Linked DNA regions of Homo sapiens: region 1 is linked to region 2. A link is a loop called in an ENCODE intact Hi-C map of the cell type or tissue named here. Cell type or tissue: CD14-positive monocyte. All regions are shown on one strand. Each heading gives the region's core, and the rest is flanking DNA. Links, peaks and the distances in the headings are about the cores only.

Evidence for each region. Hi-C counts contacts between places; a loop is a spot of excess contacts. Peaks named below come from ENCODE experiments on the same cell type or tissue, not always from the same donor. Only the 100,000 strongest peaks of a DNase experiment are listed, where the experiment ranks them.
Region 1: it touches region 2 in a loop (3-fold over the local background); 13 of 110 quality-filtered maps call a loop at or near these places.

The regions. Positions count from the first base shown.
Region 1 is chr12:132,902,694-132,907,082 of GRCh38, forward strand. No RefSeq gene overlaps it. Among named protein-coding and RNA genes, the nearest start is that of CHFR-DT, 17 kb to the left of the region's middle. In CD14-positive monocyte, for the core only: CTCF peaks have their summits at 2,293 and 2,493; no DNase peak of the experiment used is centred there; H3K4me3 peaks cover 568 bases; H3K27me3 peaks cover 2,087 bases.
Region 2 is chr12:133,079,076-133,083,464 of GRCh38, forward strand. It overlaps ZNF140 (zinc finger protein 140), which reads left to right and starts at 1,848. Exons shown (of 5, transcript NM_003440.4): 1 at 1,848-1,997; 2 at 2,198-2,254; 3 at 4,028-4,154. The coding sequence starts at 2,246. RefSeq lists enhancers at 877-1,566, 1,637-1,836. In CD14-positive monocyte, for the core only: a CTCF peak has its summit at 1,862; DNase peaks (open chromatin) are centred at 1,146, 1,756 and 2,086; H3K4me3 peaks cover 3,969 bases; H3K27ac peaks cover 2,331 bases.

The DNA of each region.
Region 1 (4,389 bases), core at 203-4,202, 180 kb before region 2:
GGCCAGGCTGGTCTTGAACTCCTGACCTCAGGTGATCTGCCTGCCTTGGCCTCCCAAAGTGCTGGGATTACTGGTGTGAGCCACTGTGCCCAGCCGCTATGAACTATTTTAAGTGGAAATAATGATTTTTATTCTATTTTATTATTTTTTATTTTGAGACAGAGTCTTGCTCTGTTGCCCAGGCTGGAGTGCAATGGCGCAATCTCGGCTGACTGCAACCTCTGCCTTCTGGGTTTAAGCAATTCTCCTGCCTCAGCCTCCCGAGTAGCTGGGACTACAGGCGCGTGCCACCACGCCCGGCTAATTTTTGTATTTTTAGTAGGGACGGGGTTTCACCGTGTTAGCCAGGATGGTCTCGATCTAATGACCGTGTGATCTGCCCACCTCAGCCTCCCAAAATGCTGGGATTACAGGCATGAGCCACTGCACCTGGCCTAATGTTTTGAGTTTTAATACATGTACTTTGCAAAACTTTCTTCTTTACAACTACTTTAACCCTGTAGGGAAAATAAGACAGGAAGAAATGAATAAAGCACATCCACAGGAGTGCTCATTTTCCTTCTCCCAGACTCCCCAAGCTGTAGGCACGAACACTGTTCTCTGCAAGTCTCACCTGGGCCACGCACTTCTCTGGACTTGCATGGATTTCCTCCCAGAACAATCCTGATTAAGGAAACACCAGGTGCTCTCTGTTTCCCGCTGCCAACCCCTCTGTGAAGGGAAATGCCTAAAACAGATCTCACTCCGAGATCTTTACTTTCCAGAGAAAGTAAAGAATAACGCATGGGAACATTCCAGAACATGAGGGAATCTCTGCTTATGAATTTAAGGAAAGTGTCTCTGGTGGACGTGGAGAAAAGGGAACCCTCATACACGGTTGGAAGGAATGTAAATTAGTACAACCACTACCGAGAACTGTTTGGAGGTACCTCAGAAAACTAAAAATTGAGCTACCACAAGCTCCAGCAATCCCTGATGGCTAGATACCGGAAAGGGAATCAGCATGTCTAAGAGATGTCTGCACTGCCATGTTTGCTGCAGCACTGTTCACAACAGCCAAGATTTGGAAGCAACCTAAATGTCCATCAACAGATGAATGGATAAGAAAATGCGGCGCCTGTAATCCCAGTACTTTGGGAGGCCCAGGCGGGCGGATCATGAGGTCAGGAGATCGAGACCATCCTGGCTGACACGGTGAAACCCCCGTCTCTACTAAAAATACAAAAAATTAGCCGGGCGTGGTGGCGGGCGCCTGCAGTCCCAGCTACTGGAGAGGCTGAGACAGGAGAATGGCGTGAACCCGGGAGGTGGAGGTTGCAATGAGCTGAGATCGCGCCACTGCACTCCAGCCTGGGCAACAGAGCGAGACTCCGTCTCAAAAAAAAAAAAAAAAAAAGAAAGAAAGAAAGAAAATGCGGCGCATGGCGGGGCACAGCGGCTCATGCCTGTAATCTCAGCACTTTGGGAGGCCGAGGCGGATGGATCACAAGGTCAGGAGTTCAAGACCAGCCTGGCCAAGATGGTGAAACCCCATCTCTACTACAAATACAAAAATTAGCTGGGCGTGGTGGCGGGAGCCTGTAATCCCAGCTACCCTGGAGGCTGAGGCAGGAGAATCGCTTGAACCCGGGAGGCGGCGGTTGCAGTGAGCCGAAACCACCTCCAGCCTGGGCGACAGAAACAGACTCTGTCTCAGAGAAAAAAAAAAAAAAAGCGAAAAAACGTTATTTATTTATTTATTTATTTAGAGACGGAGTCTTGCTCAAGTTGCCCAGGCTGGAGTGCAATGGCACGATCTCGGCTCACTGCAACCTCGGCCACCCAGGTTCAAGCAATTCCCCTGCCTCAGCCTCCTGAGTAGCTGGGATTACAGGCGCGCGGCACCACGCCCGGCTAATTTTTGTATTTTTAGTAGAGACTGGATTTCACCTTGTTGGCCAGGCTGGTCTGGATATCCTGACCTCATGATCTACCCGCCTCGGCCTCCCAAAGTGCTGGGATTACAGGCGAGAGCCACCGCGCCCGGCCTATAAAAACATTTTTAAAAAAGGACAATGACTCTAGAGATTCCCCGGCAGAGTTCCTCTGGGAAGCTTTTCCTCACCGAAGACGCGGCCTCAAGTCATCCCCAAGCCGGGGCTCCTGGGTGGCTTCTCAGGAAGCCAAGCTCCCTCACCCTGTGGCGACGCCGCGGGCGGAATGCGCATGCGCGCCACGAGCCACAATCGTAGGGTTGGGCGCGCCCTGCCGGCCACCAGGGGCAGCGCAGGAGCTGAGCGCACCCCATCAGCGAAAGAAGCGCGCCTCCCCGCTCTTTTCTGAACCGTATCTCCTAAACTATAATTTTGGAGATCAAAAGTGCGGTGGAGCCTCCTCTTCTGTGGCTTGATAGGAGTGGGGGAGGTAACAAGAAGCAAAAGTACAAAGCCAATATATTAAAGTCAACTGAAACTGGAAAACTTTAAAGGCCTACCGTTTGCAATAAAACAACAAAAAGAAATCCTTGGATACAACAAATCCAAGAAATCCTTGCTCTAACAAAATATGAAACCATCTGTATCCAGAAAACTATGAAACACTATTAAAAGAAAACGTAGGCCGGCGCAGTGGCTCACACCTGTAATCCCAGCACTCCGGAAGGTCCGGAGCACAGAGGGCTCGCCTGAGGTCAGGAGTCCAGAGGAGCCTGGGAAATATGGCCAAGCCCTGTCGTTACTAAAAATACAAAAATTAGACTGGCTTGGTGGTGTGCGGCTGTAGTCCCGGCTACTCGGGAGGCTGAGATGGAAGGATGGCTTGAGCCCTGGAGAGGGAGGTTGCAGTGAGCCATGATGGGGCCACTGCACTCCAGCCGGGGGAACAGAGGGAGACTCTATCTTAAGGGAGGGAGGGAGGGAAGGAAGGAAGGAAAGGAGGGACGGAAAAGAAAGAGAGAGAAAGAGAGAAAAAAAAGGAAAACATAACCGGAGCATACTCCTTTTTCATTATTGTAGTCACAATATTGCTAAGATGTCAATTCTTCCCAACTGTAGAGTTGGTGCCGCTCCGACAAAAATCCCCGCAATTAATTTCGTAGATGTTGACAAACTGTTTGTAAACCTAGAATTGTAAATACAACCCTGAATAATAATGAACTTGAAGAACTCAACTTCCAAATCCAAAACTTCTAAAAGCTACCAAAAGAGCACTATCTTTGCAAAAGAATGGGCATTCTTTCACATGAACAATATCATTTTATCTTATTTTTAATTTTTTTTCAGGGTGTTGCTGTCACCCAGGCTGGAGTGCACTGGCACCATTATAGCTCACTGAAGCCTCGAATTCCTAGGATCAAGGGATCCTCCCACCTCAGCCTCCTGAGTAGCTGTTACTATAGGTGCCACCACGCCTGGCTGGAACAATATCATTTAAACTAAGCTTACATAGAATGTATTAATAATACAATCACAGGCAAGGACCCTTGCTTCAAACGTGTTAGGAAGCTGCAGAATTGAGGCCAGCCAAAACAGAGAGATTAAATCACATACATTTCTAGCTTTAATTTTCTTCCTATTTTCGCAGATCATGATTTTCATAATGATAATACATGAAGTGGTCCTTATAATAAGTAGATTCTATAGAGATGTGTATTGTATCAGCAGATGTCCGGTGTAGAATGCCACTTCCATCACAGCTTCTGAACACACAATGCTATCTACAATCGATTAAAAAATATATTTCAAAAGCCAGTTTCCCCAATATAACTAACTTCAGCATTCACTGATGTACTGAAAACTTATATTTGCCAATAATAGATTTTAGGGTAATTCATATTAAGATAGGATGGTTTTTAATATTATTTGAGGATAGACAGGAAATTTTAGTTGAGCAGGTTCTATTTTGTTTGAGTGGATCCATTAAAAAGATTGTTATTATTGCCGAGTGTGGTGGCTCGTGCCTCTAATCCCAGCACTCTGCGAGGCTGAGGCGGGAGGATGGCTTGAGCCCAGGCGTTTGAGACCAGCCTGGGCAACCTAGGCAGACCTCATCTCCAATAAAAATACAAAAATCAGCCTGACGCAGTGGCACGTGCCTGTAGTCTCAGCTACTTGGGAGGCTAAGGCGGGAGGACCACTTGAGCCCAGGAGTTCGAGGCTGAAGTGAGCTATGATGGCACCACTGCACTCCAGATGAGGCGACAGAGACTCTCCCTCTAATAAATAAATCAATACATCAATGAAAAATTTTAAAAAGATTATTTGTTGACTGTCAGGGTGATTTATTCTTCTAATAAATAGAATATTTACTTACAATTATATATCTTCTCATTAATACTCCAGTTCTGGTTACAAACTGGTAAAAATTGAGATAAAATCATAAAACTAACCAGGAAAACATTGACCTGCTAAA
Region 2 (4,389 bases), core at 306-4,305:
ACCCACCACCATGCCCAGGTAATTTTTGTATTTTTAGTAGAGACGAGGTTACACTCTGGCCTGTTGGCCAGGCTGATTGCAAACTCCTGACCTCAGGTGATCTGCCCGCCTTAGCCTCCCAAAGTGCTGGGATTACAGGCATGAGCCACAGCACCCGGCAACTCCATCTTAAATAAGAACTGGGTAAAATAAGGCTGAGGCATACTGGGCTGCGTTCCAAGACCGTTAGGCATTCTAACTCACAGTATGAGACAGCAGGTCAGCATGAGACACAGGTCATAAAGACCTTGCTGATAAAAGTTTACAGTAAAGAAGCCGGCTAAAACCCACCAAAACCAAGATGGCAATGAGAGTGACTTCTGGCTGTCCTCATTGCTACGTCTTCCACTGTCAGAGGCGGTTGAACCAGGGCAACTCTATCTTGAGTAGGGGCTGGTTAAAATAAGGCTGAGACCTGCTGGGCAGCATTCCCTGGAGGTTAAGGCATTCGTAGTCACAGGATGAGACATGAGGCTGGCACAAGATACAGGTCATAAAGACCTTGCTGATAAAACAGGTTGCAGTAAAGAAGCCGACTAAAACCGAGATAGCGATGAGAACGACCTGATTGTCCTCACTGCCCACCAGTGGCTATGGCAACGTCAGGAAGTTACCCTATATGGTCTAAAAAGAGGATGCATGAATAATCCACCCCTTGTTTAGCATATCATCAAGAAATAACCACAAAAATGCGCAACCAGCAGCCCTCGGGGCTGCCCTGCCTATGGATTAGCCATTCTTTATTCCTTTACTTTCCTAATAAACTTGCTTTCACCTTATGGATTCGCCTCAAATTCTTTCTTGTGCAAGATCCAAGAACCCTCTCTTAGAGTCTGAGATCCGGACCCCTTTCCAGTAGCAAAAGGTCTTAGACTGAAGTACTGACTCCACAGTCGTTGTTAAGAATCCTAGTTGTTTAATAGAGGCGGTCTTGGGCTCTTGCTGGGCCGCGGTGTGTTCTGGGAAGTGTAGTCACCTGAGTCTCCAGTTCCTTGTCTCTGGGCCGTGTGTGCACGCCAGCGAAGCACTGTGGGAGTCGTAGTAGGGGAGGAAAACCCTATACCCTCTGGCGTGCGGCGCAGGAGTTTGGGGGAATGTAGTCGCCAGAGCTCTGCGTTGTCTTCCGGCTTTGGGCGTGGCCACGATGCACTCTGGGAGTCGTAGTAGGGGAAGAACGTCCTCCGCTCTTTTGCGCACGGTCGCTAGAGGTTCTGGGAAGTGTAGTTGCCTGAAGCTCGTGTTCTTTGTCTTTCGATGATGTGCGCTTGGCCTCAAAGCACCCTGGGAGTTGCAGTGGGGCGGGGAAAGCCATATGCTCTCTCGCGCGGGGTCGCGGTTGTTTCTGGGAAGTGTGGTGGCCTGAGTTCCACGTTCTTCGTTTCTCCGCTAGTTGTGCGCTTGGCCGCGAGACACTCTGGCAGTTATAGGAACACAAAGGTCTGTGTACTCTTCCGCGGGGGGCCGCGGTTATTTCTGGGAAATGTAGTTGCCTAGGACCCGGGTTCTTTGTTTCTCGGCTCTGGGCGTGGGAGGATAGCCCCTATGCTCTGGCGCACCGGGCCGCGATGGCTCTGGGAATTGTAGTTGTCGCAGGCCCTCGTTCTTTGTCTCCTGGCGTTCTGGGCACGGCAGCGAGGCGCTCTGGGAGTTCCAGTAGGAACGAAAAGCCCTTGCGCGCAGGGCCGCATTGGTTTCTGGGAATTGTAGTTTCTTGAGGCCGGCGGCCTGGTTGGGGTGACGTCGGCGAGGCTTCTGAAGACGCAATTCCTGCGACGCCCGCGGAGGGGCCCTGGGGGGCGGCGCCGAGCGTCTGGCCTGTGTTGGCTGTAGGCAACGAAAGGAGCCCTCCCGGTCTGCGCCGGATGGCCCCGGGCGGTGACTCGGTCCGGAGCCCTGGAACGCTACGCCCACCTGGCGGAAAGCACCACGGAAACGCATCCTTCTGTGGCCACTGTTAGGTGAGGGGGTTCTGGGGAGGCGCGCCGTGGCAGGAAGAGAAAGCCGGCGCCAGTGGTCCAAGCGCGATCTCTCAGGGCGCCCTGCTCTCTACGTGGGAGGCGCGGAGCGGGGGCCACGGGAATCCCCAGTGCGGGAATCTAGTGACTTGGGCGCGGCCTAGCTGGCCTGTTCGCTCAGGGCTCCTTTCTCTCTCTGCCAGGTCTGCCATTTTACACTTTTCTGATCTCCTCCTTCCCTTCTGTGAGCTATGTCTCAGGTAAGCTAATGATTGATAAATATATATATATATATATATATAAATTTTTATTTTTTTTTTAAGAGAGAGACAGGGTCTCCTCCTGTCGCCCAGGCAGTGGAGCGATCATAGCATCCTGTAACCTCAAACTCTTGGCCTCAAGTGAGCCAACCCACTTGGCCTGTTTCCGCTTTTCTTTGTGAAGTGCAGCCGTGTTTTTCAGGACTTGGGACGTGGCTTTCTTTCTCCTACAACCACCTGCCTGGCAGAACCCCAGGACCCTGTCCCTTGTTCCTCCTTTTCAGGTGCTTATACTTAAGTATACATGAAGAGAGTGACAGGAAGCTATCCAGATGTGGGCGGGGTTTCTGACCTGGCTGGCATGTTTTAGGGTGAGAGGGTAGGGTGCCAGCTGTTACATCGCCTCCTCTTTCCCACAGTGTTAGAATGAGGAGTGCTTTACGTTACTCCAGCGCCCCTTTATTCATTTATTCAATATGTTTTTACTGAACCTCTACTTTCAGTGGTTCCCACAGTGTGATCCTTGGACCAGCAGTATCAGCATCATCTGAGAACGTATTAGAAATGAATATTCTTGAGTCCTACCCCAGACCTTCTGAATCAGAAACTGAGAATTTGGCCCAGCAGTCTAACAGTCCTTCCAAGTGATTCTAATGTGCAACTCATTCTAAGTCTTGAGGATGCAGAAGTGACCAAAACAAAATCTCCGAATCCTCAGAGCTCATTTTTCAGACATGACATAAGGAACACATTTTTATTTTGATTTGGCCTAAGGGCTTGGCTGGTAATTGTGCTTCACAGCAGTGGGGATAACAGGGTCAACTATTCAAAATGAGTCCCTCATTTCAGTTCCACTTCTTTATCCTACTTTTTGTCATACTTCTCTCCAAATTCAGAGGTTCTCTGAGTTTTGCTGGGGAATCCAATTTCCACCTCTGCTGCAGATCTTGCTGTGTAGGAAACAGCTGCTTTATTAGTCAACAGTCTTTAATCACTTTTTTATTAAACTTCAAAACTGTAAATTATAACTGCCATCCATCTGGGACTGCTACTAGTTTGAGACATTTTAAATTCCCATTCATGCCTTATAGATCAATGTGGATCACTCAAGTGGTGCAAAACCAGGCTGCAAAGCAAGGGCTTATATATTATTCCCCCTAACTCTGAGGGAAAGTGCTTTAGGTTCTGTCCTGGGAGGTATTACATTCTCTTCTTGCGGAATCAAGATTCTTTATTGCTTATCCTCCTTGTTCTGTGACATTGCTAAAATTACCACTAAGTTTCACAGGTATTTCTTTAGGATTAGGGATAACTGTGACAAACTTGAGACTGTATGCCCCATTTGAAGGGTGGTGCTGTTATCTGCTGTAGCGAATTATTACCCTGAAGAAATTCTGGCTGAATTATATTAAAATAGGCTGGTATTAAGGAAAATATACATTGTTTATTAACATAAAGGAATACTGTAAAATCTTAAGAATTTTTACAACCAATGCCAAAAATCCATATTGTTCATGTGTATAATCCTTTATTTTGAATAAAATTGTAAATTATCTCAGGACAGATAATTTATGTTTTTCTCCTTTTCTCCAGTTATACAACAAAACACAAGAGCTAGGCTCTTCATTATATAATTACTCAGAATTCTGAAAACTCTCACTGTTACTACTTAGACACATTGCCTAACCTCCACAGTGAGACTCATTTTATTCCTTGATGAGGGAGTTTGGGGGCATGCGTGCTGGTCATGCAAATATCTGTCCGTCATTTCAGGGGTCAGTGACATTCAGAGATGTGGCCATAGACTTCTCCCAGGAGGAGTGGAAATGGCTTCAGCCTGCTCAAAGAGATTTGTACAGATGTGTAATGTTGGAGAACTATGGCCATCTGGTCTCACTGGGTAAGTATTCTTCTTCATCTCCCTCAAGGCAAAATTTGACCGTTAGGGTGGCTGTTATAATTATCTGGCTGAATATTCCCAAGAGAGGTATGGGGTTTCTTAAAATTAGTTTTAAGATGGGGACGTAACTGCACCTTATTTTTAGACATTTTAAAAACTTACATCTGACATTTCCTTTGTGGCCCCTCTTAGGATTCAATGACTGATCTTGAATTTATTTCATTTTCTGCAAGCA